Regions from separate parts of the Homo sapiens genome. Here region 2 is linked to region 1. A link is an interaction called in ENCODE POLR2A ChIA-PET data of the cell type or tissue named here. Cell type or tissue: B cell. All regions are shown on one strand. Each heading gives the region's core, and the rest is flanking DNA. Links, peaks and the distances in the headings are about the cores only. Region 1 overlaps ARID3A (AT-rich interaction domain 3A). Region 2 overlaps ARHGAP45 (Rho GTPase activating protein 45).

Region 1 (15,499 bases), core at 5,292-10,291:
TGTGTTTGTCAAGAGAGCCCCGAGCCAGGCCCTCGGCCGCCAGCCCTGGTGCCGGCGTCTTCCTGGGCCTCCGGGAGCCCCGGCTGCACGTGAGCCGCCGGGAGGGCTGTCGGGAAGCCCCCTGGGCACCTGGTCCTCCCCACCGGGGCAGCGCCCGCCTCATCAAAGCCACTGTGGCTGCTGGCGCCGGGCCAGCTGGGCCCTGGCGGGCGAGGGGTGGGTGGGTGCCCGCCAGCCCCTGGCACTGTGCCCCGGCCCGTGCCCGTGCCAGGAGCGTCGCTGACTCAGCCGGAAGAGCCTTATCTGGCCCCTGCGCCACCGCCTGGCCGTCGGGTCACCGCCGCGGGGTCACCGCCGCCGCGGCCTGGCCCCACGCCCACCGCCGGCGTCCCACCCTGGTGGCTGCTGCCAAGCGCCGGCCCCGCCCCATGCTTTCTAATAACACACGCGGCAGCCCGAGGGAGCGGTGCCCGCAGGCAGAGAGTGTCCCCGCGTGGTGCCTGGGCGGGGGAATGGGCGTGGTGAGCCGCCGTGGCGTGCGTGCGAGTGTGCACGCTGGGGCTGTGGCCGGGCGGCTCGTGGGTCCTGTCTCGTGGGACCCTGCCTGGGAGGGAATCTTGCTCCAGACACAGCATCTTCGGACCCTCCAAGGCCTCTGCCCACCGGGCACCTGCTGGATTCTGTGGGTCTCGTGTGTGGGGCTGTGTGCACCCAGCCAGCGGCACCTCACGCGCCCGCCTGCGTGTCCCCAGCCAGCACCACGGTGTTCGTTTAGGTCTCTGTGTGCCGAGTGACGTGGCAAACTTCCCACGTCCCTGTTTTGCGTGGACCTGTTGGTGAGTGTGTCCAGACGTGTGTCTGCCCTGACGTCCTTTGTGAATGTCTATGTTGGGGTGATGATCTCCTGTGTGTGCATTTTTTTAACTATAAAGATGGGGTCTTGCCATCATGTTGCCCAGCCTGGTCTCAAACTCCTGGGCTCAAGTGATCCTCCCGCCTCGGTCTCTGAAAGTGCTGGGATTACAGGCGTGAGCTGCTGTGCCGGACTGGTCTCTTGTGTTTTGTGTGGATGTGGCTGTGTGTGTGTGTGTGTGTGTGTGTGTGTCAGGGGTGGCTGCAAGCGTATGTGTGTGTGCACGTCGAGGCTGGAGAGTGTGTGTCCAAAAGCGTGCCTGCTTGGGCTCGCCACGTGTGCGCACGTGTGCCCGTGACAGACGACCTTCCTGTGTGCCTGAGCATTTGGGAGCCTCGTGCTGGACCCTGAAGCATGAGGTCGCGGTGGGGCCTATTAACCATTAGACCCCCGGGGCTGCTAGAGAGTGGCGCTGTCTGTCTTGGTCAGCAGCGCGCGTCGGCCGCGGGGCACAGATCAGCGCCTCCCCTGCCCGCCATGGGCTCTGGAGCCAGCCTAGCCGATGATGGAGCCCCAGTGGCCACCGAGCTATGGACAGGGCCGCTGGGGGTGCACCCCCACCCTCTCCGACCCCGAGGAGCTGCCGGCAGAGCCCTGTCCACTCTTGCCTCAGTTTCCCTGCTGGACACAAAGGGCTGAAGTCCAGGTCCCTTCGATGGCCCAAATTACCTGACTGTCGATCCTGACTGGGGCGGTGGCGACATGGCCCCCGCAGCTGCCCGGCGGTGGCACCCAGGGGCGTCACCCACGAGGGACGCTTGACTCAAGGTCCTCTCCACTGGCCGCCGGGAGCCGGGCCGGGAGCCGCTGCGGTGCCGACCTGGTGGGTGGCACACGGGGGGCGGGTGCGGACCGCCTCTTCTCCGCTCTGCCGGCTGCACATGGCCAGAGGACAATTGGGGGTCACAGGGTTAAACGCTGACTAATCTGGCCATTGAAGGCCCAAGCGCCGGGATATGCAGCCTTGCCCCTTGGTCAGGGCTGGGCTGGGGGTCCGTGGGCACAGGTGGGTGGGCAGGGAGTAGGTGGAGGCCGCCCCTCCCACTGCCCCGCAGGCCCTGGTTCTGGCCAGGCTCAGGAAGTGAGCTCCCTGGGGACCCAGGCCCCATGTCCAGAAGCCACGCTGGACATAGTGCCCAGATTCCATGCCCAGCAGCCTCCTCTGCCACCCTCAGAGACGGAGAACGTGAGAGCAAGTAAGAACCCGCCTTCCGGGAGGAGCCCCGTCTGGATTGGATGGCATCGCCCAAAACTCACGTCCACCCAGAACCTCAAGATGGGACTGCATTTGGAAATAGGGTCTCTGAAGATGTTAGTTTCAGTGAGGTCCTGCAGCGTACGGTGGCCCCAAATCCCATGCCGGTCGGTTGTCCTCTAAGGGGGAGGTCACACCTGTGATCCCCGCGCTTTGGAAGGCCAAGACGGGAGTTTCGCTTGAGCCCAGGAGCTTGAGACCAGCCTCAGCAACAGAGTGAGACCCCTGTCTCTACACAAATTAGCTGGGTGTGGTGGTGCGTGCCTGTGGTCCCAGCTACTCTGGAGGCTAAGGCAGGAGGATTGCTTGAGCCCAGGAAGTCGAGGCTGTAGTGAGCTATAGTGGCACGACTGCACTCCAGACTGGGCGACAGGGCAGGACCCTGTGTCAAAAAAAGAAAAAAAAAAAAAAAAGGACGGGCGCGCAGTGTCTCATGCCTGTAATCCCAGCACTTTGGGAGGCCGAGGAGGGCGGATCACCTGTGGTCAGAAGTTTGAGACCAGCCTGACCAACATGGTGAAACCCCGTCTCTACTAAAAATACAAAATTAGCCGGGCGTGGTGGCGGGTGCCTGTAATCCCAGCTACTTGGGAAGCTGAGGCAGGAGAATTGTTTGAACCCAGGAGGCGGAGGCTGCAGTGAGCTGAGATCGCACCACTACACTCCAGCCTGGGTGACAGAGCGAGACTCTGTCTCAAAAAAAAAAAGAAAAGAAAAAAGAGAAATTTGGACACGGACACGTAGGGAGATAGCTGTGTGGAGACAGAGGCAGAGGCTGGAGCGATGTGGCCACAAGCCAAGGACACCTGGAGCCCCCAGAAGCTGGGAGAGGAGGGAAGGACCCTCCCCTGGAGCCCCAGTGACACGCTGATGTCAGACTTGTGGAGAGAAGAAACCTCTGCTGACGTGGCACCGTGCCCTGGGCAAGGTTAGGGCAGAAACACCAGGCTGTGCCTCCCTGGGCACACATGTGTCTGAGCCCGACCCTTTCATGGGCACTTACGGAGCACCTGCTGTATGCCAGCCCGACCCTCTCATGGGCACTTACGGGGCACCTGCTGTATGCCAGCCCGACCCTCTCATGGGCACTTACGGGGCACCTGCTGTATGCCAGCCCGACCCTCTCATGGGCACTTATGGGGCACCTGTTGTATGCCAGCCTGACCCTCTCATGGGCACTTACGGGGCATCTGTATGCCAGCCCGACCCTCTCATGGGCACCTACAGGGTACCTGCTGTATGCCAGCCTGACCCTCTCATGGGCACTTACGGGGCACCTGCTGTATGCCAGCCTGCCTGCGTACTGGGGACACAGCCGTGCATGAAGCAGAAGCTCCTGCCGCCGGCACTGGAGTCCTGACGTCGGCAGCGCGGTGGAGGGCGGGCCTGTCTCGCCGTTATCTCCCAGGCGTGTCTGCTCCCCGTGTGTCTGGCTGCAGGGGCGCGTCCAGGGGGTGTGTGTGTGTGTGTGTGTGTGTCTGCGTGGGAGTGTCTGGCTGTGTGGCTGCACGGAGGCCTGTCTGGGTAGGAGTGTCGGTGGGGGCGGTCCCACACGGCCATGGTTTGTGTCTGCCACGGCCTCAGCCCCGTTGCTTCGGTCGATGCCCCCAAACCTTGACCCATCTCAGGGGCACCACGCTCACTGCTACAAATGTGGGTCTTCCGGGCAAGTGAGCGTCCCCCACCCAGGACCCCCGACCCCGGCCCTGGGAGGGCCCGACTGCCAGCCTGGCTGAACCTCCTTCATTGTCTGGTTTTCGGGGGTGGATTTTGAGACAGGGTCTCGTGCTGTCACCCAGGCTGGAGTGCCGCGGTGCAGTCATAGCTCACTGCAGCCTCGACCTCCCGGGCTCCGGTGATCTTCCCGTGTCAGCCTCCTGAGTAGCTGGGACCACAGACACTCGCCACCACACCCGGCTAACTTCATTTTATTTTTTGGAGACAGGGTCTTGCTGCGTTGCCCAGGCTGAACTCCTGAGCTCTTAGGGGAGCCGGGATGTCCCTGGGTCCTGCGGTCGCTCTCTGTCTCCATCTCTTCTTTCTCCTCTCCCCTCTCCCTGTCTCTGCCACCCGCCCCGTCCCTTCCACCACGTCGCCCTGTAATTCTTCCCTGACGGCCATTTTTCCGGGAGTGGCTGGGCGTCTCTGCCCTAGCTGGCGCCCTGCCCAGCCACTGCCCCCACCCCTCAGTTGGCCACATGCCCATCTCGTGGGGGCCCTTGGACCTGGTTCTTGGGGAAGAACTAGACAGATCACCTCTGTGGTTATTCATTGCTTTAATGCCACCTGGGGGGAGAGAGCCTGGGCACACCAACATGCAGAGATCCCAGCTCTGCCCGACCTGGGCCTGGTGCCTGTGACCTCCTCCTCTCGGCCTCAGTTTCCCCGCCCGTAAGACGGGGATGGTATCAGAAGGAGTGCAGCTCTTGTGACTTTGTTTTCATCCTTGGCCTTTACGGTTCACCAGGTTTCTCCTGTAACTCCTGTAGAGAGGGGACGGCGTGTGGCATGGCCCCTGCTGCCTGACCCAGCCCACCTCCGTCTGCTCCCTAGCGGGGAGGTGTCCAGGGCGGCCCCAGCCCACCTCCGTCTGCTCCCTGCAGCGGGTGGGATGGTGGGGTGTCCCTGGAGCGGGCAGAGCCTTGAGTGACTCCTCCGAGGCTGCTGCCCATGGTAGGGGCAGTTCCTGTCCTGCCCTCAGCCTGGGGTCTGGCAGAAGCTCCGGCCAGGTGTACCCCAAGGGACCCCGGACCCTGAGCCCACCAGGGAGGGCCCTTCCTCTTGACTCTAGGGTGGGAGGTGGAAGCAGCCCCTTCCTTCCTGCAGCCGTCTTTGGGCCCGGACTCCAGGCAGGCCCGTGTCCCATTGTGGGGACGGCGTCGACATGGCCGGGGCAGGCGTGTTCTGGCCCCTTGCACTGCCCGGCTCCTGCTGCTGGTGCTGGGCTGCGTTTCTGTTCAGAGAACCTGGGCTGGGAGTGATGGGACCGCAGTCTCCCACCAGGTGCCTCTTTCCAAATGGACACTCCTGCTGGGCATGACACTTCTGAGGCTTTCTGGGACCGTCCAGGTCCCGTCTGCAGGGAACCCCAGGACGGAGTTAATTGCTGAGTGCCCAGCTCTGGGCAAAGTGCTTGGACCCTGCGGTTACTCCGAGCCCATTTCTCAGCAGGGAAAAATGAGGCTCGCGGAGGCAGGGGCCCGGCGTCCAGGTGGGAGCATGAGGGCGTATTGTGGGTGGGCTGGCCGGTCTGGGGGGCGGGGACCCTGTACAGAACGCCCCGGCCGCGTGGAGTGGCAGGTTCGTCACTGCCTGGGGGAGGAGAACACTGGGTATTTCATTTTTATTTTTTTGTTTTTTTTACTTTTACTTTTTCCTTTTTATTTATTTATTTATGTATTTATTTATGAGACAGAGTCTTGCTTTGTCACCCAGGCTGGAGTGCAGTGGTGCGATCTTGGCTCACTGCAAGCTCCGCCTCCCGGGTTCAAGCGATTCTCCTGCCTTAGCCTCCCGAGTAGCTGGGATTACAAGCGTGCACCACCACGCCCGGCTAATTTTTTGAATCTTTTTTTTTTTTTTTTTTTTTGAGACGGAGTCTCACTGTCTCCCAGGCTAGAGTGCGGTGTCGCGGTCTTGGCTCACTGCAAGCTCCGCCTCCCGGGTTCACGCCATTTTCCTGCCTCAGCCTCCCGAGTAGCTGGGACTACAGGCGCCCGCCACCATGCCCGGCTAATTTTTGTATTTTTAGTAGAGATGGGGTTTCACCATGTTGGCCAGGCTGGTCTCAAGCTCCTGACCTCAAGTGATCCGCCTGCCTCGGCCTCCCAAAGTGCTGGGATTACAGGCGTGAGCCACCGTCCCCGGCTAATGTTTTCTTTCTTTAATCCCAAAGGCTTCAAAACTAAAATTCTGTTTGTTTGTTTGTGTGTGTGTGTGTGTGACAGGGTCTCCCTCTGTTGCCCAGGCTGGAGTGCAGTGATGTCATCTCGGCTCACTGCAGCCTCGAGCTCCTGGGCTCACGTGATCCTCCTGCCTCAGCCCCCTGAGTAGCTGGGATTACAGGTGCGCCACTATGCCTGGCTAATTTTTTTTTTTTTTTTTGTAAAAACAGGGTTTTGTCATATTGCCCAGGCGGGTCTCAAACTCCTGGGCTCGAGCAGTCTGCCCACCTCGGCCTCCCACAGTGCTGGGATCAAAGGTGGGAGCCACTGTGCCCAGCCCACACTGAGATTCTGCATTGAAATGTTTGCTGGGTGCCCCCCATTGCTGGGCACCGTGGGGTGGGGTGTGTCTGTGTGTGGCCTGGGGCACCCCCTGCCGTCAGCCCAGATCTGTGTCTGTGTCTGCATCTGTGAAACGGGTTTCCTGGCAGATAGAGGGGCTGCTTAAGGCCAGTGCCCTCGGCGGAGACTCTATTAGGGACTGCGGGCCCCAGATTTCCACGTCATATCTCGCCGCCATGGGGCTGCCTCCTGCCTCCTCTGCACCAACTTTCTGGAAGTGCCTGTCAGCTGATCCCACCCCGGCCACATCTCAGCACCAGGCCTGTCGCTGCCGTCCTGGACTCGTGGGCCTCAGTTTCCCCAACTGTGAAACGGGCTGGCGGCCGGTCAGCGTCTCCTCCCTGAGCAAGGGACTCCCCCATCCATGTCTCAGCCCCCACCCAGATGCCCCGGGACCGTTTCACAGATGAGAAGACCGAGGTGCCAGGGTGGCGATCGCACGAAGGGCCCGTCACGGGAGAATGAGGAGGGTCTGGCGTCAGCAAGCTCCCCCGGAATCTCGTGATCTGGAAATCCACAGAGAAGCACCTTCACCACGCCAGCTTCCCGGGCCGCGCTTCATTGTCATTTCTGGAGAGTGTTATTAATATCCGCCCCGTGGGTGCGGCGCTGTGTATTTCCAGAGAGGGGACTCGGGGCCCATCAGGGCCGGGGGAGTGGAGCCGGCAGATGTTCGGCCCTGCCCAGAATCACTTCCCCAATTTCCCCACGCCCGGCGGGGCTCTCAGCATCTGCATCCGCCGAGGCCTGGCTGTGCTGACGGGAATTGAAAGGACCTCGTGGCTTAGGCAGGCGGGGGAGCCCCCCGGCTGGTCAGGTGCACGAGGAGCAACCCATGGCCAGGCAGAGCCCAGAGAGGGCGGGGAAGGGCCTGAGGTCACACAGCAGACGCTAGCTAAGTAAGCGCCTGCTGGGTGTGGGTGACCCTGCCCTCCCCCGACCCATCAGTCCAGGTCGGTCGGGGCCGCCTGTCCCCTGGTGTTTCCCTTCACAGCCCACCCGCCCCAGCTGACCTCTTCCTCCTGCTCCCTGAACCGGGAAGTCCGGGCCCTTTTTGGACACTGCATCTCCCCAGCATACAAGATAGTCCAGGACACACAGGAGGTGCTCAATAATGGCTGCAGAGTGCCCTGTCCTGGCAGAAACGCTGTGGACTGACAGCCCCGTGTGGCTGGCCCTGTGGTCCACGCTCAGCTCTGCTGCCTCTGTCAGTCCTGGGAGTTTCCGGGACGGGAAAAACAGCGAGATTCAAAATCCCCCGGCCTCCCGGGGCCGCGGTCCTGCGGGGCCACAGCGCCAGCTTCCGCTTCTTGATGGCTTCGGCCCCACCCCCACCATGGGTAAACTGAGGCCCGGAGAATGGGCAGACTGGGGCGCGAGACTCCAGGTCCTCCAGGTCCTCCTGCCCCCCGTGCCCTCCTCCCGCCTGCAGCCCCAGGCTCTGCTCCGTCTTCATTCCTTCTTCATTCCTGCCTCATCTGTCCAGCTGTTCATTCCTGGCCTCTGGACTCTGTGGGGAGGGGACGAGGGATGAGGCCTGGAGTCTTTTTTTTTTTTTTTTTTTTTTTTTGAGACAAAGTTTCACTCTGTCGCCCAGGCTGGAGTGCAGTGGCACGATCTCAGCTCACTGCAACCTCCGCCTCCCGGATTCAAGTGATTCTCCTGCCTCAGCCTCCCGAGTAGCTGGGACTACAGGCGTGCGCCACCACGCCCGGCTAATTTTTGTATTTTAGTAGAGACAGGGTTTTGCCATGTTGGCCGGGCTGGTCTCAAACTCCTGACCTCAGGTGATCCGCCCGCCTCGGCCTCCCAAAGTACTGGGATTATGGGATTACAGGCATGAGCCACCGCGCGTGGCCATCCTGGAGTCTACAGCAGTGATGTGGCTGCGGGGGTGCACTCTGGCCGCCTCCTTCCCGCCTCTCCGGACTGTGGACAAGTGAAGGGCTTTGCAGGTTGCTGGTACTCTGCAAACCTGGTTACCAGAGAGGTGTGGACCCCTCCCTGCCTCAGTTCCCCAAATGCAGAGCAGGGCCCCAGGGGTGTGGGGAGGCAGTGCTGGGTCCCGCCCTGCCCACCCCTCCCAGCGGCGGCGTGGGTGCCTGTGTGGAGGGGGAGGTGCCAAGGCCCCCAGGGACCCTGCCCACCTGGGGAGCAGCAGCCGCAGGTGCTGAGTCATCTCAGCCTCTGCCCCGGGCCTCCGCCGTGCCAGATAGCAGGATCATCAGGCCTCCGGGAGGGGGTGGGGGGCTGGGGGTGCTGTCAGTGGATGGGAGCTGCCAGGAGTGGGGCTTCAGAGAGGGGCCGGAAAGGGGACACCAGCATTGGAGGAAGGAAAGCTTCTTACGGCCTCTTTCTTTTCCTTCTTCCTCCAACTCCTGGCCTCAAGCCATCCTCCTGCCTCGGCCTCCCAAAGTGCTGGGATTATAGGCAGGAGCCGCCGCCCCTGGCCTTTCCCCTCCCTCCAGTGGATGCCTGCTGGATTCCCGCCACTGTGCCCCACAGACCCTGATTCTGTCTTTTTTTTTTTTTTTTTTGAGATGGAGTCTCGCTCTGTCGCCCAGGCTGGAGTGCAGTGGTGCGATCTGAGCTCACGCAATCTCTGCCTCTCAGGTTCAAGTGATTCTCCCACCTCAGCCTCCTGAGTAGCTGGAATTACAGGGGTTCACCACCACGCCCGGCTAATTTTTGTATTTTTAGTAGAGACGGGGTTTCTCCATGTTGGCCAGGCTGGGACTCCTGACCTCAGGTGATCTGCCCACCTCGGCCTCCCAAAGTGCTGGGATGACAGGTGTGAGTCACCGCATCTGGGCTAGATTTTGCCTTGATGGGTGGGAGGTAGGCAGGAAAGATGCAAAGAGGCCGTCCCCAGAGTGAACGGATGGATGAGGCCGTCCCCAGAGTGAACGGATGGATGAGGCCGTCCCCAGAGTGAACGGATGGATGAGGCCGTCCCCAGAGTGAACGGATGGATGAGGCCGTCCCCAGAGTGAACGGATGGATGAGGCCGTCCCCAGAGTGAACGGATGGATGAGGCCGTCCCCAGAGGGAACGGATGGATGAGGCCGTCCCCAGAGGGAACGGATGGATGAGGCCGTCCCCAGAGGGAACGGATGGATGAGGCCGTCCCCAGAGGGAACGGATGGATGAGGCCGTCCCCAGAGGGAACGGATGGATGAGGCCGTCCCCAGAGGGAACGGATGGATGAGGCCGTCCCCAGAGGGAATGGATGGATGAGGCCGTCCCCAGAGTGAATGGATGAGCACCCAGCCTGAGCCCGGGAAGGTGCTGAGGGTTAGCACAGGCCGCCTGCTGCTGCAGGAGTGAGAGGGGCCCACTCAGGGAAAGAGGGGTTCAGGGGGAGCAGCCAGGTGTGTACAGATGGCTGTAGCCATGTGGAGGCGCGCGTGGGGACCGGCAGGCAGGCAGGGAGTTGGGCTTTCTTCTGGGAGCAGTAGGGAGCCACGGTTGACCGTGGAGCAGGGGAGAGACCTGGTTTGATCTTGGTCTTGACTTCCAAGCCCCTTGGTCCCTCCGACCTTGGAGGCTGCTGGAAGGAGAGGGCATCTCATTTACCATCCTGGCTGCTTCATGGGGATTTGGGAGATAAAAAGCAGCTCTTTCAGTTTAACTTTGGTTGTAGGAGTCACAGTGAATTAGTTCTTTATTTTGTTTTTTTTTTGAGGTGGAGTTTCACTCTTGTTTCCCAGGCTGGAGTGCAATGGCACGATCTCAGCTCACCACAACCTCTGCCTCCCGGGTTCAAACTATTCTCCTGCCTCAGCCTCTTGAGTAGCTGGGGTTACGGGCATGCACCACCACGCCTGGCCTATTTTGTATTTTTGATAGAGATGGGGTTTCTCCATGTTGGTCAGGCTGGTCTCAAACTCCTGACCTCAGGTGATCCGCCCGCCTCAGCCTCCCTAAGTGCTGGGATTACAGGCGTGAGCCACTATGCCCGGCCAGGATTCTTTCTTAAAGAAGAGACGGGGTCTCGCTGTGTTGCTGAGGCTGATCTCAAACTCCTGGGCTCAAGTGATCCTTCTGCCTTGGCCTCCCAACGTGCTGGGATTACAGGCGTGAGCCACCACACCCAGCCTTTTATAAGATCTTTTAAGGCCAGGCGCGGTGGCTCATGCCTGTAATCCCAGCACTTTGGGAGGCCGAGGCGGGCGGATCACAAGGTCAGGAGTTCAAGACCAGCCTGGCCAACATGGTGTGAAACCCCATCTCTACTAAAAATACAAAAATTAGCCAGGAGTGGTGGCAGGTGCCTGTGGTCCCACCTAATCGGGAGGCTGAGGTGGGAGGATCACTTGAGCCCAGGAGGCTGCAGTGAGCTATGACTGCATCACTGCACTCCAGCCTGGGCGACAGAGTAAGACCCTGTCTCAAAAAAAGGAAAAAAAACAACGTAGACTAAAGAACCAAACCTCAGAGTTCCCCGGCTGGTCTGGGTGGGCCTGGCTGTTGGATGAATTCTCTTTTTCCCTCTGACCCTTCAGCCCCGCTGGGTGCGTGGGCGCCTGGGAGGCTCAGGCTGCTGCCCGGAGGGGGCGGCTGCTGACTCAGATCTATTGCTGCTGCTTCTGAGCATCCGCAGACCTATATCTGGCCTTAGAGGAAAACATACTTCTTCAGTTTCCCAGAAGCCATATTGGACAGTGCAAAAACGTGCCTTTTAGAACATTTCTCAGGCTGGGCACAGTGGCTCATACCCAGAATCCCAGCACTTCGAGAGGCAGAGGCGGGAGGATGGCCTGAGGTCAGGAGTTCAAGACCAGCTTGGCCAACATGGTGAAACCCCGTCTCTGCAAAAAATTTAAAAAAAAAATTAGCCAGGTGTGGTGGCACGTGCCGGTAATCCCACCTACTTGGGAGGCTGGGGCAGGAGAATCGTTTGAACCCGGGAGGCGGAGGTTGCAGTGAGCTGAGGTCACACCACTGTACTCCAGCCTGAGCGACAGAGCGAGACTCGGTCTCAAAACAAAAACAAAGTGTCTCAGGCTGGGCGTGGTGGTTCATGCCCAGAATCCCAGCACTCTGGGAGGCCGAGGAGGGAGGATCACTTGAGCCCAGGAGTTTGTACCCAGCCTGGGCAACATAGCAAGACCCCATCTCTACAAAAAAAAGTTAAAACTGGGCATGGTGGTGTGTGCCTGGGGTCCCAACTACTCCAGAGGCTGAGGCAGGAGGATCACTTGAGCCTGAGAGGCTGAGGCTGCAGTGAGCTGTGATCGTGCCAGTGCACTCCAGCCTGGGCCACAGAGCGAGACCCTGTCTCAAAAAAAAAAAAAAAAAAAAAAAAAAGGAAAGAAAATTTCTCTTCTTCTGACATCTCTCTGCCAAGTCTCGGGCCAACCCTCCTGGAGGCTCAGTCAGGCCAACCCTCCTGGAGGCTCAGGGCTCGGCAGTCCCCAAACGCTAGACACTTGGATTCTTTCTTGGATTTCCCTGAATTCTGTGGCCAAAGAGAGCGTCTGAAGGGCTGCAGCTGACCAGGTGCCTCCCAGCTCCTGCACCCCTCCCACCCCTGCCGTGGCCTCATCCCCAGGTGGGGCCTCATGGACTTTGGAGCCTCCTGGGAGACTGGAGGGGGCCTGGGGGGCAAAGGTTCTCCCAGGGGGCCCTGCAGACAGGCGGTTTCTTTACAGCCTGGGCCTCTGGGCCCAAGGACACCGCCCTGGGCCCCCCGCAGCTGCTGGGACCTGGTGGGAGTGCCCAGGTGGGGCCTGCCTGGGGACTGAGTGGGGAAACCATAGCCCCCCTGTGACCTTGGGCACTGCCCACCTGTGACCTTGGGCACTGCTGGGGGAGGGGCCGCATGTGCTGGCCCCGGCCACCCTCTTCTGTCCTGGCCAACCCTTTCCTTGGATTTTCTGCAAACCTCTGGGGTCTTTTTCTGACCTTCCTCCCACCTCCCAGAGCCGGTGGGCTGGGGAGGGGAGTCCTGAGCCGGGGCTGAACTCCCTGGTTCTAGGGGTGGTCCGGGCAGCCGGGGAACCCCCTCCCCACTCCCAGGTGGCCCTGGGACTTATCTTGCACCCTGTCCGCCAGCAGACTCCACTGACCCCCTCGGAGCTGTCGTTTCTCTGGGAGGTGGGGTGGAGAAAATCATCAACGTTTCGCCACAAACAAGAATTTCCTGTTTGCCCTTCCAGGGCTGGGGGGTGGCGGTTATCTCACTTTTTCCTCCCCTCCCCCACCGGCGCCACCACCCGAGCCCCGCCACCCTCTCTCCTCACAGGTGCCCCCTCCAGAGGGGCCCGGTCCTCATCAGGTGGGGGCGGCACCTCCCACCCCCCCAGGCCTCCCACACCCCCCCCCGTGCAGAGCCGGGGGAGTGTCAGGGTCGGGGGCCACAGCGTCTTCCCTCCATCCCCAGAGCCACGGAGTGTGTCTTGCAGATCCGTGTAACGGGGCTCGGGCGTGCAACCTTCTGGGAAGAAAACCAAAGAGGAATGAAGGGGTCAGAGGCTGAGGGGGGCTGTGGAGGGGGCTCTGTCAGAAGGCGACGTTTGGGCGGGAAGGCAGGAGCCGAGCGGGGACCCGGGAGCTGCATTCCAGGCAGAAGGAACAGCGCCGCGGAGGCCCTGGGGTGGGGGCCTGTGCGTTTTACATAGAAAGACGCCAAGGCTGGGTCTGGGGGCTCCTGCCTGTAATCCCAGCGCTGTGGGAGGCTGAGGCAGGAGGATCACTTAAGGCCAGGAGTTTGAGACCAGCCTGAGCAATATAGCAAGACCTTGTCTCTATAGAAATACAAAAATTAGCCGAGCGTGGTGGTGCCTGCCTGTGGTCTCATTGGCTCAGGAGACCGAGGTGGGAGGTGGAGGCTGCAGTGAGCTAGGGTCTCACCACTGCACTCCAGCCTGAGTGACAGAGCGAGACCCTGTCCCTAAATAGGGCAGCTCAAGGCCGGGGCGGAGGGAGCAGGAGAGGGCAGGGAGGGGCCAGGAGGGTGCTGGGGGGCCCTGGGAGGCTGTGGCCGAGGGAGGGTCATGCTCAGATGTCTGTGAAAAACCCCCCACCCCACCCAACTGCTGAGTGGGGAAGGGTCTGGCAGGAGGGGCGGCCGGGGGACCTGGAGGTGGCTTGGCTCCACGCGCTCTGTGCCTCGGTTTCCCCTTCTCCGAAGCAGGTGGTGCTGGGAAGGGGAGACGATGGGCCCAGCCTTGGTAATTAGGGGTCCACACCTTCCATCCCCCACAGCAGGAAGTGGACAGAGGGGAGGGGACCCCCTCAGGGAAAGACCCCCAGGCCTGCCCTGTGGCCCCGCATTTTCTTGGCATCGCACTGAGAAAGCAAGTTCATTTAACATGCATTTATTAGGCAACTGCTGTGTGCCCGATTTTGGATGCTGGCAACAAGATAAGAATTCCGCATGTTCCAGGGCAGACAGACGAGAGACAAATGCGTGAATCCACACAGCTGGGGCCATGCGAGGGCTGGGGGTCCAAGGGGGGCCGTGAGCCAGAAACCCCGTGAGGCCGGTGGTCGGTAAAGGTGGGTGGGAGCAGAGCATCTGCGGAGGTGATATCGGTCCTGGGAGGACGGGGGGCTCCCCTCCAGGGAGGGAATGACCACAGGGGACCCAGACGAAGGGAAGGGGCTGAGAAGGCCTCGCAGACGGGAGGAACAGCCGGGGCGAAGGCGGCCGCTCGGGGCTGATGGGGGGCGGTGGGGGTCTCAGCGGAGGGGCACCTTCAGAACTTCACACCCGACCCCTCCCGTGATCAGAGCAGGCCCCAGGGAGGTCAGGCGGCGTGGAGGGGAGTGCGGGCCGCTTATCTCGGCCCTCAGCCCCTGGGGAGGGAGTTTCCGGAGATTTTGCCCAATCTCCAGCCTGGGTTTAGGGCTCCTGTGGGTGTGTGGTGGGCGGCTGATTTCAGAGCTTTCTGGTTGACGTTTCAGAGGGGCAGGGTTTCGGCCACAGAACCCAGGTGAGAACCAAGGCCTGGGTTTGCCATGGGGTGTGCTGTGGCCCAGCAGTTCAACCCGGGATCTGGCCCACAAGGGGGGCCTGGACACCGCCATGGGCAGCCTGGACACCGTCCCCTGCTTTCCCATCCCTGGGGCCTCGGCCAGCTGGCCAGGGCGGGGCGCCCCCCACAGGGGAGCGGAACCGGGGGCCAGAGACCCATAAAGCCCAGGCGGCCTTTACTGCTGGCTTTGTTGCTGGCTGCCCACAGCAACGGCCATTAGAGCCGCCTCCCCCGCCAGCAGCTGGGGCCCCCGCAGGTCCTCCCTTTACTGCCACGCATCAGTGCCCCGGCCCCACAGGGGTCTGACCGTGCCTCGCCACCGGCCCAGTTCGCCCACCATTTGGCCTGGGAGTTAATGGCTCCCCTCTCCAACCCCAACCTTGGCTGGCTGTACATGGGGCAGCTGATTGCTGCCTGGCGCCTCGGTTTCCCCATCCGGGATGTGAGGGTAGCTGGGGCGCCAGGTGCTTGGGGTAAAGCTGCTGTGTTTTCTCACACACTCTATTTGAGAGATGGGGAAACTGAGGCAGGAGGTGCGGTGAGGTTTCTTGTAGGGGCTGTGCCAGGGAAGGGGGGGTCCAGGCAGGGTAGACCCCGTAATACCGGGTCAGAATCTCAGAGGAGAGGACCTTCCGCTCGCCCTGGAAGGGCCCAAGGTGTGCTGGCCTCTACGTGCGGTTCTTAGCCGGGGGGCTGCGTAACGAAGGACCTCAAACCGCGGGCGTAAAACAAACGAAACCTGTTCTCCCTCCGTCCTGGAGCCCAGAGTCCAAAATCGAGGCGTCCGCAGGGCTGCGCTCCCTCCAGGGGCTGCAGGAGGAGCCTTCCGCCTCTCCCAGCTCCTGGGGGCTCCAGGAGTCCCTTGACATGTGGCCGGCCTCTGTCTCTGTGCGACCGTCTCCAGTGCCCACCGGCCTTCACTGTGACTTTTTCTCAATTTGATCACGTCTGCAAAGGCCCTTTTTCCAAATAACGTCTCGTTCTGAGGTTCTGGGCCGATGTGAATTTGGGTGGGGGATGGCGTTCACCCCAGGACAGCCCCAGCGGTGAAGTCCTCCCCATT
Region 2 (10,490 bases), core at 1,249-6,248, 130 kb after region 1:
GACCATCCTGGCTAACAGGGTGAAACCCCGTCTCTACTAAAAATACAAAAAATTAGCTGGGCGTAGTGGTGGGCGCCTGTAGTCCCAGCTACTCGGGAGGCTGAGGCAGGAAAATGGCATGAACCCGGGAGGTGGAGCTTGCAGTGAGCCGAGATCGCGCCACTGCACTCCAGCCTGGGCGACAGAACGAGACTCTGTCTCAAAAAAAAAAAAAAATTCTTTATAAAGATGGGGGTCTCAGGCTGAGTGTGGTGGCTCACACCTGTAATCCCAGCCCTTTGGGAGGCTGAGACGGGCAGATCATATGAGGCCAGGAGTTCGAAACCAGCCTGGGCAACATGGTGAAACCCCTGTATCTCTACTAAAATTACAAAAAATTAACCGGGTATGGTGGGTGGGGGGCACCTGTAATCCGTTACTTGGGAGGCTGAGGCAGAATTGCTTGAACCCGGTAGGTGGAGGTTGCAGTGAGCTGAGATCGTACCACTGCACTCCAGCCTGGCCTACAGAGCAAGACTCCATCTCAAAAAAAAAAAAAAAAAGATGGGGAGGGTCTCACCATGTTGCTCAGGCTGGTCTCGAACTCCTGGCCTCAAGCAAGTCTCCCACTGTGGCCTCCCGAGGCGCTGGGATGACAGGCGTCAGCCCCGCCTCCCTGAGGTTTCTGTCTGAGTCCTGCACCCCGGGCTGAGGCCTCTCTCTGTGCGCCCCGCCCCCACCGCAGGCGGAGGAAGCTATGGCCACCTACCGCACCTGCGTGGCCGACGCGAAGACGCAGAAGCAGGAGCTGGAGGATACCAAGGTGACGGCGCTGCGGCAGATCCAGGAGGTCATCCGGCAGAGCGACCAAACCATCAAGTCGGTGCGTGGGGTGCTCCGGCCGCCCGGGCGGGGATGGTGGACCGGGCGGCCTCCTCCTGACCCCTCCGCTCTCCGGTGCCGCCCGCAGGCCACGATCTCCTACTACCAGATGATGCATATGCAGACGGCGCCGCTGCCCGTGCACTTCCAGATGCTGTGTGAGAGCAGCAAGCTGTATGACCCAGGCCAGCAGTACGCCTCCCACGTGCGCCAGCTGCAGCGGGACCAGGAGCCCGATGTGCACTACGACTTTGAGCCCCACGTCTCCGCCAACGCCTGGTACCGCCACCCAGCTGCCCTGTCCCCGGCGCACAAGGCCCTGCCTGGGAGCCGGGCTTCCCTCTGTCGGGGGCATGAAGATGAAGCTGTCTTGCCCCCCATCACCTCCCCTCCTTTTCCCGGTTTCTTCCACTAGGTCCCCCGTCATGCGTGCCCGGAAGAGCAGCTTCAACGTGAGTGATGTGGCGCGGCCGGAGGCTGCCGGGAGCCCCCCAGAAGAAGGCGGGTGCACTGAGGGCACACCTGCCAAGGACCACAGGGGTGAGTGTCCGGCGGGGCCCAGGGGCGGACGCTGGCTCCCTGCGACCCACCCTGGCCCTTCACCAGAGACGCCTCTTTCTCCAGCCGGGCGAGGACACCAGGTTCACAAGTCATGGCCGCTCTCGATCTCAGACTCGGACAGTGGGCTGGACCCCGGCCCTGGCGCAGGTGAGGGAGGCTCTCTGGCGGGCTGGGGTGTGGAGCTGCCTCCTCTCCTGAGCCTCAGGGTTTCATCACCCACCGGGGTGATGGAGGGGGCCCCCCTGGCTGGGGGAGTCTGAACAGTCCTGATTCCCGCCCAGGGGACTTTAAGAAGTTCGAGCGGACGTCATCCAGTGGTACCATGTCGTCCACGGAGGAGCTGGTGGACCCAGACGGTGGAGCCGGGGCTTCAGCCTTTGAGCAGGGTGAGGGTCCCCTGACGGGGCTGGAGAGAGAGGGGGGTTTGGACACAGTCCATGGGCCTGGCCCTGAGCTGCCTTGGTGACACCGGCTGCCTGTGCTGCCCGCAGCTGACCTCAACGGCATGACCCCCGAGCTGCCGGTGGCCGTGCCCAGTGGACCGTTCCGCCACGAGGGGCTGTCCAAGGCGGCCCGTACTCACCGGCTCCGGAAGCTCCGCACGCCCGCCAAGTGCCGCGAGTGCAACAGCTACGTCTACTTCCAGGGTGCTGAGTGTGAAGAGGTGAGTGGGACGCCCCGACGGACAGCTGGGAGCCTTCGGGAGCCTTTGGGGTGCCCAGCACCGCCGGCCTGTGTGCCCTCAGGAATGTCCGGCCCAGAGCAGGGAGCAGTCGGACGCCTTTGGAAGGAAGCGAACGGAGGGGGTGGGGTGGGCTCTTTTAGTTCTGGGGAGCAGGGTTGGCTCTCTGAGGCAGCGAGGCAGGGGGCAGACCTGGAGGGTGAAGAGTCCTGGGGCTGTGGCCAGAAGACCTGGAGGGCAAAGGCCCTGGAGCTGTGTCCAGAAAACCAAGGGGCGGGAAGGAGAGGAGGCCACAGGGCAGGCGGGATCACCCCTGGGGTGGAAGCCACGAGCCACTGTCCAGCTTGTGTTTGCAGAAGCTGCCGTGTGGGGGCTGTGAGCGCCCCGGGGAGGTGGGGTGGAGCCGCTGGGGGCTGCGCTGAGCTGGGCGCCCCGGGGCTGGGCTCACTCACTCTGGCCGCCCCCAGTGCTGCCTGGCCTGCCACAAGAAATGTCTGGAGACGCTGGCCATACAGTGCGGGCACAAGAAGCTGCAAGGCCGCCTGCAGCTGTTCGGCCAGGACTTCAGCCACGCGGCCCGCAGCGCCCCCGACGGCGTGCCCTTCATCGTCAAGAAGTGCGTCTGCGAGATCGAGCGGCGGGCGCTGCGCACCAAGGTGAGGCGGGGGAGGAAGCGGCTCACAGCGAGGAGGCGGGAGTGGGCCGAGGCTGATGGGCCTCCCCACCCCCGGGCTCCCGCAGGGCATCTACCGGGTCAATGGGGTAAAGACACGCGTGGAGAAGCTGTGCCAGGCCTTCGAGAACGGCAAGGAGCTGGTCGAGCTGTCGCAGGCCTCGCCCCACGACATCAGCAACGTCCTCAAGCTCTACCTGCGTCAGGTGAGACCCACCGGTGGTGGCCAGGCAGAGCCTGGAAGGGGCGTAGCCAGGCAGGAGGAGGCGGGGTGGGGGTCCGGGAGCTGGAGCAGGACTGAGCTGGAGCAGGACTGGCGCAAGCGGGGGCCTGGGGAGGACAGGGTGGGCGGGACAGTGCCTGGCAGGGCAGGGCTGAGGCTGGGGGCGTGGTCACGGTAGGAGCGAGGCGGGGCCAGTTCTGCGCCGAGGCACGGACAGGGACAGGAGGGGCGGGGTGGGGCTTGGTCAGCACGTGGCAGGGGTGTGGCCACGGCAGAGGCACACCTGACGCTGTGCGGGGGCGGGGCCGGGGCCGGGGCTCGGTGGGGCGTGGCCAGAGCAAGATGGGCGTGTTCAGCGCTTGGCAGGGACCCGTATGAGGCTAGGGGCGGGGCTGAGGCTAGACAAGTGCGGGGCTGGCGGTGGGGCCTGGGCTTGGTGGGGCGAGGCTGGGGCCAGGGGCGTGGTCATCCCCGGGGAAGGGCGGGACTGGGGCTAGGGGCGTGGTCATGTCTGGGGAAGGGCGGAGCTGGGCTGGGATGGGAGTGGGACCAGCACTTCGCAGGTGGTTGGGAAGGGGTCAGACTATGCTGAGTGGAGCCGGAGCTCGTTAGGGTACCTGCAGGGCGGGGCGCGCGTGGCCAGAGCGAGAAAGGGAGTGGAGCTGCGGGCGTGGCCCGGGTAGGAGGGGCAGGGCTCACGCTGGGCTGGGAAAGGGGACTGACGCCGCTCTGGGTGGAACCCGAGCTCGGTGGGGTGTGGCCAGTGCTCTGTGGGGGTGGGGCTGAGGCTGGGGGCGTGGCAGGCACACGTGGGGGCTGGGCCAGGCCCACCAACACCTGCTGACCCTTGACTCTGCGCAGCTTCCCGAGCCGCTCATCTCCTTCCGCCTCTACCACGAGCTCGTAGGGCTGGCCAAGGACAGCCTGAAGGCAGAGGCCGAGGCCAAGGCGGCGTCCCGGGGCCGGCAGGACGGCTCGGAGAGCGAGGCAGTGGCGGTGGCCCTGGCAGGTCGGCTGCGGGAGCTCCTGCGGGACCTGCCGCCTGAGAACCGGGCCTCGCTGCAGTACCTGCTGCGTCACCTACGCAGGTGAGTCCCGGCATATGGAGTGGAGGGCGCGGGGTCCCGGGAGCCGCTCAGCACCTGGCCCCTGCCCACCCCGCAGGATCGTGGAGGTGGAGCAGGACAACAAGATGACCCCCGGGAACCTGGGCATCGTGTTCGGGCCCACGCTGCTTCGGCCACGGCCCACCGAGGCCACCGTGTCCCTCTCCTCCCTGGTGGATTATCCCCATCAGGCCCGCGTCATCGAGACTCTCATCGTCCACTACGGCCTGGTCTTCGAGGAGGAGCCGGAGGAGACCCCCGGGGGCCAGGTGAGGGTGTGGGCCTGACCGGGGCTGGCCACTCGGGGCTTGGGGAGCAGGGGGCGCTGCTGGGGACAGTCGTTGTCGGATGAAGCCCAAGGAACCACAGGGAGATAATTTGGTTTGGACAGGGCTGTTCGGGAGGCCACTGTCTTTTTGTGTCTTTTATGCAAAAAACTCAGCGAGGTCTGCATTGAATCTGGCAGAGGTGCAAAGGCTCTGCGGCCGCCCCTCCACTCTCCCTTGGGGCTGGCCTTGGGCCTCACCCTTCACCCCCAGCTTCCTTCCCCGTTTCCCATCCCGGTGCTGCCTGCAGCCACAAGCTCCACGCTGGCCCGGTGTCCACAGCCTGCCCGAGCTGCCACTGCACTCCGCCGCGAGGTCAATTCCCCGCTTCAGATTTTCTTTTCTGGGAGTTGTAGTTTCGCTCCTGCTGCCCAGGCTGAAGTGCAATGGGGCGATCTCAGCCCACCACAACCTCCGCTTCCCAGGTTCAAGCGATTCTCCTGCCTCAGTCTCCCGCGTAGCTGGGACTACAGGCGCCGGCCACCACACCCGGCTAATTTTTGTATTTTTAACAGAGATGGGGTTTCACTTTGTTGGCCAGGCTGGTCTCGAACTGCTGACCTCAAGTGATCCGCACCCCCCTTGGCCTCCTGAAGTGCTGGGATTACAGGTGTGAGCCACTGCACGCGGCGTCTCGTATTCTTTCAATCCATCTTCCCTGGGTGTTTAGGGGCTGCGGTTTCTCGGGTTTGCTCTTGGCTGAGGACAGACCGCCTGGGCAACAGCGGGTGTCAGTAGCTGTTACGGGCTGTGTGGGTGGGTTTGTTAATTTATAACATGGAAAATGGAGCCCCGGCCCCTCTATGACTTCCGTTCTGCACTTGCAGGACGAGTCATCCAACCAGCGAGCTGAGGTAGTCGTCCAGGTGCCGTACCTGGAGGCGGGCGAGGCGGTGGTCTACCCGCTGCAGGAGGCGGCGGCGGACGGGTGCAGAGGTGAGTGTGTGGCTGCCCGAACGGCCCCAAGGGAGGCTGGCGTGTGCCACCCATGGGCGCAGGTGCCATGACCTAGTTGTACACACGTGGCAGGGTCCACGGTGCTGCACATTCTGTGGATTTCGTCTGCCACGGAGACCACACCTATGAGCTACTCATTCAGTGTCCTTTAACCGGCTGCAAAAACAGGCAAGGCAGTGCCTTTTGAGGTGCCTACCCCGCACTCAGAAACCAGTAACGTGAACGTGGGGCTGATGCCTTGTGAGGCTCCAGGTGCACCAGGTCAGGCTAAGTGCCTTTCCTGCAGGAGCCCGTTTTTCTAGAGAAGGGCGTGGGGCTGGGAGTTTGACCCACGTGGGGCCAGCACCACCTGTCAGAGGCAGCTGGCCGAGTGCCGCATCTAGTTATGGGACACCTGTGTTGTCTGTCTTCACACTGCTGATAAATAAATACCTGAGGCTGGGCACGGTGGCTCACGCCTGTAATCCTCGCACTTTGGGAGGACAAGGCAGATCACTTGAGGTTAGGAGTTCAAGACCAGCCTGACCAACATGGTGAAATCCCATCTCTACTAAAAATACAAAAATTAGACAGGTGTGGTGGAGGGCACCTGTAATCCCAGCTACTCAGGAGGCTGAAGCAGGAGAATCACTTGAACCGGGGAGGCAGAGGTTGCACTGAGCCAAGATCATGGCACTGCACTCCAGCCCGGGCAAGAGAGAGAGACTCTGTCTCAAAAAGAAATACCTGAGACTGGGCAATTTACAAAAGAAAGAGGTTTAATGGAGTTACAGTTCCATGTAGCTGGGGAGGCCTCACAATCATGGCAGAAAGCAAAGAGGAGCAAGTCACATCTTGCATGGATGGTGGCAGGCAAAGGGAGAGCTTGTGTCCGGAAACTCCAGTTTTTAGACCATCAGATCTTGTGAAACCCACGTACTATCATGAGAACAGCCCAGGAAAGACGCACCTCCAGGATTCAACCATCCTCCACCAGCTCCCTCCCACAACACGTGGGAATTATGGGAGCTACAAGATGAGGTTTGGGTGGGGACACAGAGCCAGACCCTATCAACACCTCTCTCCTTCCGTTTCTCCCCTTGTCTCTCTCTCCTCCTCCCCGCCATGTCTCTCCATCTGTCTGTCCCTCCCCTTGTCTCTCCTCCATCTCTCCTGTCTCTCCCCATCTCTCCTGTCTCTCCATCTCTCTCCCCCCTCTCCTGTCTCTCCCCATCTCTCCTGTCTGTCCCTCCCCTTGTCTCTCCTCCATCTCTCCTGTCTGTCTCCCCCCGCCATCTGTCTCCCTTTCTTAGAATCCCGAGTTGTGTCCAACGATTCGGACTCGGACCTAGAGGAGGCCTCCGAGCTGCTGTCCTCATCGGAGGCCAGTGCCCTGGGCCACCTCAGCTTCCTGGAGCAGCAGCAGAGCGAGGCCAGCCTAGAGGTGGCTTCTGGCAGCCACAGCGGCAGTGAGGAGCAGCTGGAGGCCACAGCCCGGGAGGACGGGGACGGGGACGAGGACGGCCCGGCCCAGCAGCTCTCAGGATTCAACACCAACCAGTCCAACAACGTGCTGCAGGCCCCACTGCCCCCCATGAGGCTCCGTGGCGGGCGGATGACACTGGGCTCCTGCAGGGAAAGGCAGCCGGAATTCGTGTGAGCTGGGGTGGGGCTGGGACCACAGGTGGCTTCTCTCTTGCCTGCTCCTGTCCCTCCAGCACGTCCCCTGCACCACGGCATAGCTTAGGTGCGCCGTCCTGGGGTCGCTGCCGAGAGCGCCTGGACTTCGACGTCCCACCAGCGGGCGCCTCCTCCCAGAGGCTTCCAGGAGCACGAGGGCCTTGCGGCACAGGACTGTGCCCTGTGCTGTCCCCTGCACCCCGGCTCAGCTGAGCTGGGGAACACTGCTGTCGTGTGAAGTCACAGTGGCCTTGTTGGTGCCCACAGGGCTGTGTGGATGGAGGAAGCTGTCCCTGCCCAGTGCATCCCCCAGGTCATCACGGGGACGCAGGAGGCAGGCCCTGCCCTGCCCTCTCCTCACAGGTCTGTTGCAGGGACTCCAGAAACCATTCTGGGAGCCGTGGATGGGGGCGGAGCTGGGGTTTGGTGCAGTTTCCAGGGTGCAGTACAGCAGGGCCTGAATACTGGCCCTGGACTCCCTTTTCCAGAACACCAGGTGTGGCCACCTGGGGCTCAGGTACACAGTGGGGTCTCTCGGAAGCCACCGTGTGGTTCTTTCACAGGCACGTTTATTTTGCTGAAATAAAAAGTTTTTAATCGGGTGTTTTCTGTGGCAGCTGCAAGCTTAGAAGATTTTCTGTGGCAGCTGCAAGCTTAGAAGAAGGGGCCAGGGAGGGGACAGAGAGAGCCCCGTGGCGTGGCCCTGGGCCTCCCCCTAGGGGAGGGATGTGTGAGGAAGGGAACCCCCCGCCACGGGGCCCCGCGAGGTGGGAGCCCGGGTGGTCTTCACCACAGGCTGTGCAGACGGTCAGGCATCGAATGACCTCGTCACGTCCACCTGCAGCCCAGGGCAGTCCAGGAAAACGTTCTCGATGACGGACGTATCCCCCGGCTCTAAGGTTTCGCACGTCAGCCCCACATGGCCACCAAGCACTGGAAACGTGGCCCATGCGCCTGTGGAACTGCATTTTTTTTTTTTTTTGAGACAGGGTGTGACCCTGTGGCCCAGGCTGGAGTACAGGAGCACAATCGTAGCTCACTGCAGCCTCGGCCTCCTGGGCTCAAATGATCCTCCCGCCTCAGCCTCCCAAAGTGTTGGGATTACAGGTGTGAGCCACTGTGCCCAGGTAATCTTAAAGTTTTTTGTAGAGGTGGGGGGTTTCTCTGTGTTGCCCGGGCTGGTCTTTTAACTCCTGAGCTCAAGCGATCCTCCACTTCCTGGGTTCAAGTGATTCTCCTGCCTTAGCTCCCAAGTAGCTGGGATTACAGGCATGCACCACCACGCCCAGGTAATTTTTGTATTTTTTGCAGTGATGGGATTTTGCCATGTTGGTCAGGCTGGTCTCGAACTCCCGACCTCAGGTGATCCGCCCACCTCGGCCTCCCAAAGTGCTGGGATTACAGGCGTGAGCCACCGCGCCCGGCCACCTCCAGAATTTTCTCATCTTCCCAAACTAAAACTGTGCACATGACACACTCTGTCCCCTCCCTCCTCCCCAGCCCTGGGAACCCCCATCCCCACCCAACTCCCCAGTCCCGGGAACCCCCATCCTACTTCCAGTCTCTGACGACTCTAGTGACCTCCTAGGAGTGACATCAGTGTTTGTCCCTTTGGGTCTGGCTTGCTTTGGCCAAGACAATTTTGAAAAAAGTACATTTGGAGAGAAGGGGAAGCACTGTCCCCATCACACACACAGTCCGCGGCCTGGGGATCTGGGGACCCTGCTGCACAGAACAGTGGGCGCGTTACAGACCACCGACCGCCCGAGGGTGAATTACATCTTAATAAAGCTACTGTGAGAGAACCACGTGGCTAGGTTAAACTTGGGCAGGCGAGGCCTTCTGAAATCAGACAGTAAGCAAACGGGGAAGTAGAGCCAGATCCCAAACGTCTGTAAGAGGAACTGGCCGCAAACCACAGCTGCACAAGCCAGAGAACAACTCCACACCCTCACGGGAAGGGAAGAGACAGACACGCTCACGCCTTACCCAGGAGCACGAAGTGGGAGGGCAGGGCGAGGGCCTGGGGAGACACTGACCCCTGAAGCCAGCGCGAGGAGGGCACACCTGCCAGGCTGACCTCGTGTGCTTGGGGTGAGGCAAGGCCACCTGCTGGAAACCTTGTTAGTCGGCCTGGTTTCTGTATCAAGCAAATTTATTTGCTCAAAACATCTTTACCATTTGAAAACACCCAACCTCCTACAACAACCGAGAACTCCAGAGCTGGCATCTCGCACCCTGGTGGCTTGAGCGCGTGCATGGCTGTGAATGGAGTAAAGAGCCGAGGCCGGGCGGGGGCCGCCACGCATCAGGGCCCCCGAGGGAGGGAAGACGAGGGGTGGAAGGCCGAGGGCCCAGGAGGAAGCAGTGGCTGGTGGGAGACCCGGACCCCAAACCCCCAACAGAGGGGACCCAGCGTGGTCTGGGTGAAGACCCGGCACCAGCTGCCCCCAGGTGACCTCCCTCTGGGGGCCTTGTTCCTTCTGAGGCTGCATCTCGCACAAATCCACAGGTGAATGGGGCGGGCTGGGCCACAGGAAGCCTCACCCCAGGACGGGAGAACGTGGGTGGAGGCCACCTGCCTTGGGGAGTCCAGAGGAGCAGCAGCCGTGAGAGCTGTGGGGGCCGGATTCTGGCAGGGCAGGGGCGTTTGTCCTGCAGGGATGGGGGTCGCTGTGTGTCCGCCTCTAGGGGCTAGGAAAGGGGGAGAGTGGTCACACGACAGGGGCAGATCCAGTATGCCCAGGACAGCACAACGCCCACCGAACGTGACGGGGTGCGGGAGGCCTGGCAGGAGGCGGCCCAGGCCGCAGTGCAGAGGCCGGACGGCTCCCTTGTGCCCAGCGGTCACACAGGCGTGGGCAGTAGCTCTGACCTCAAAGGAACCGTGCCAGCGTCAGACCAGGCCAAGCCCCACCCCTGGGCTGAGTGTGAAGTGGGGCGGCCTGCAGGACAGCAGCTCGCCATGACCAGAGTCCAGGGGAAGCTGGGAGGCTCTCGCCATGGGCAGAGGCTGTCCCGCTCCTGAGACTCCGGCCAGTCCCTCCCAAGGTGCCCACTCAGGGAAGGGTTGGCCTGAAGCTGTGCCTCCTCTCTCAGCTCTGGGGTCTCTGGGCAGGTTTCTAAACCCTCTTCTGGAAAGTCCCGCCGCACAACTGCCCTGCAGGTGAACGTCTCCTGCTTCTAAGGTGGGTCAGCGGCGGAGAGACGCACGCCCCGCGTACCAGGACTCTCCCGTCCAGGCGCACAGCCCCAAGAGCTGCAGCCTACGGTCGGGTGGGGTCTGGGGGTCTGGGGGTGTCCTGGGAGCGCCTGGTGGCCCAGCTGGGCTGGTGCTAGGAGGGTCTTGCTGCCGGACAAAGCAAGAACAGCCCTGCACACCGACGGAGGGGACGACACCCCTGCCTCTGACCCCACCTCAGTGCCTGTCCCTCGGCCGTCT

What was found. Peaks named below come from ENCODE experiments on the same cell type or tissue, not always from the same donor. Only the 100,000 strongest peaks of a DNase experiment are listed, where the experiment ranks them.
Region 2: POLR2A ChIA-PET joins it to region 1 with 7 read pairs; 2 of 35 experiments call an interaction of 5 or more read pairs at or near these places.

The regions. Positions count from the first base shown.
Region 1 is chr19:940,704-956,202 of GRCh38, forward strand. All of the region lies in intron 3 of ARID3A (AT-rich interaction domain 3A), which reads left to right. Among named protein-coding and RNA genes, the nearest start is that of ARID3A, 22 kb to the left of the region's middle. RefSeq lists silencers at 14-133, 194-473, 8,364-8,743, 13,047-13,255, 14,461-14,720 and enhancers at 6,596-7,095, 6,640-6,699, 6,780-7,179, 10,864-10,943, 11,662-12,363 and 2 more. In B cell, for the core only: a CTCF peak has its summit at 6,473 (motif pointing left); DNase peaks (open chromatin) are centred at 6,638, 7,178, 8,688 and 9,105; H3K4me3 peaks cover 1,039 bases; H3K27ac peaks cover 3,052 bases.
Region 2 is chr19:1,078,979-1,089,468 of GRCh38, forward strand. It overlaps ARHGAP45 (Rho GTPase activating protein 45), which reads left to right. Exons shown (of 23, transcript NM_012292.5): 12 at 725-862; 13 at 950-1,140; 14 at 1,277-1,401; 15 at 1,486-1,569; 16 at 1,704-1,808; 17 at 1,914-2,086; 18 at 2,572-2,760; 19 at 2,846-2,983; 20 at 3,862-4,088; 21 at 4,165-4,375; 22 at 5,260-5,368; 23 at 6,682-7,650. The coding sequence ends at 7,028. It overlaps POLR2E (RNA polymerase II, I and III subunit E), which reads right to left. Exons shown (of 8, transcript NM_002695.5): 8 at 7,596-9,742. Among named protein-coding and RNA genes, the nearest start is that of POLR2E, 11 kb to the right of the region's middle. RefSeq lists enhancers at 2,413-3,288, 3,753-3,922, 6,912-7,411, 9,978-10,077, a silencer at 3,089-3,578 and a cis regulatory region at 3,838. In B cell, for the core only: no CTCF peak of the experiment used is centred there; a DNase peak (open chromatin) is centred at 3,333; H3K27ac peaks cover 1,970 bases.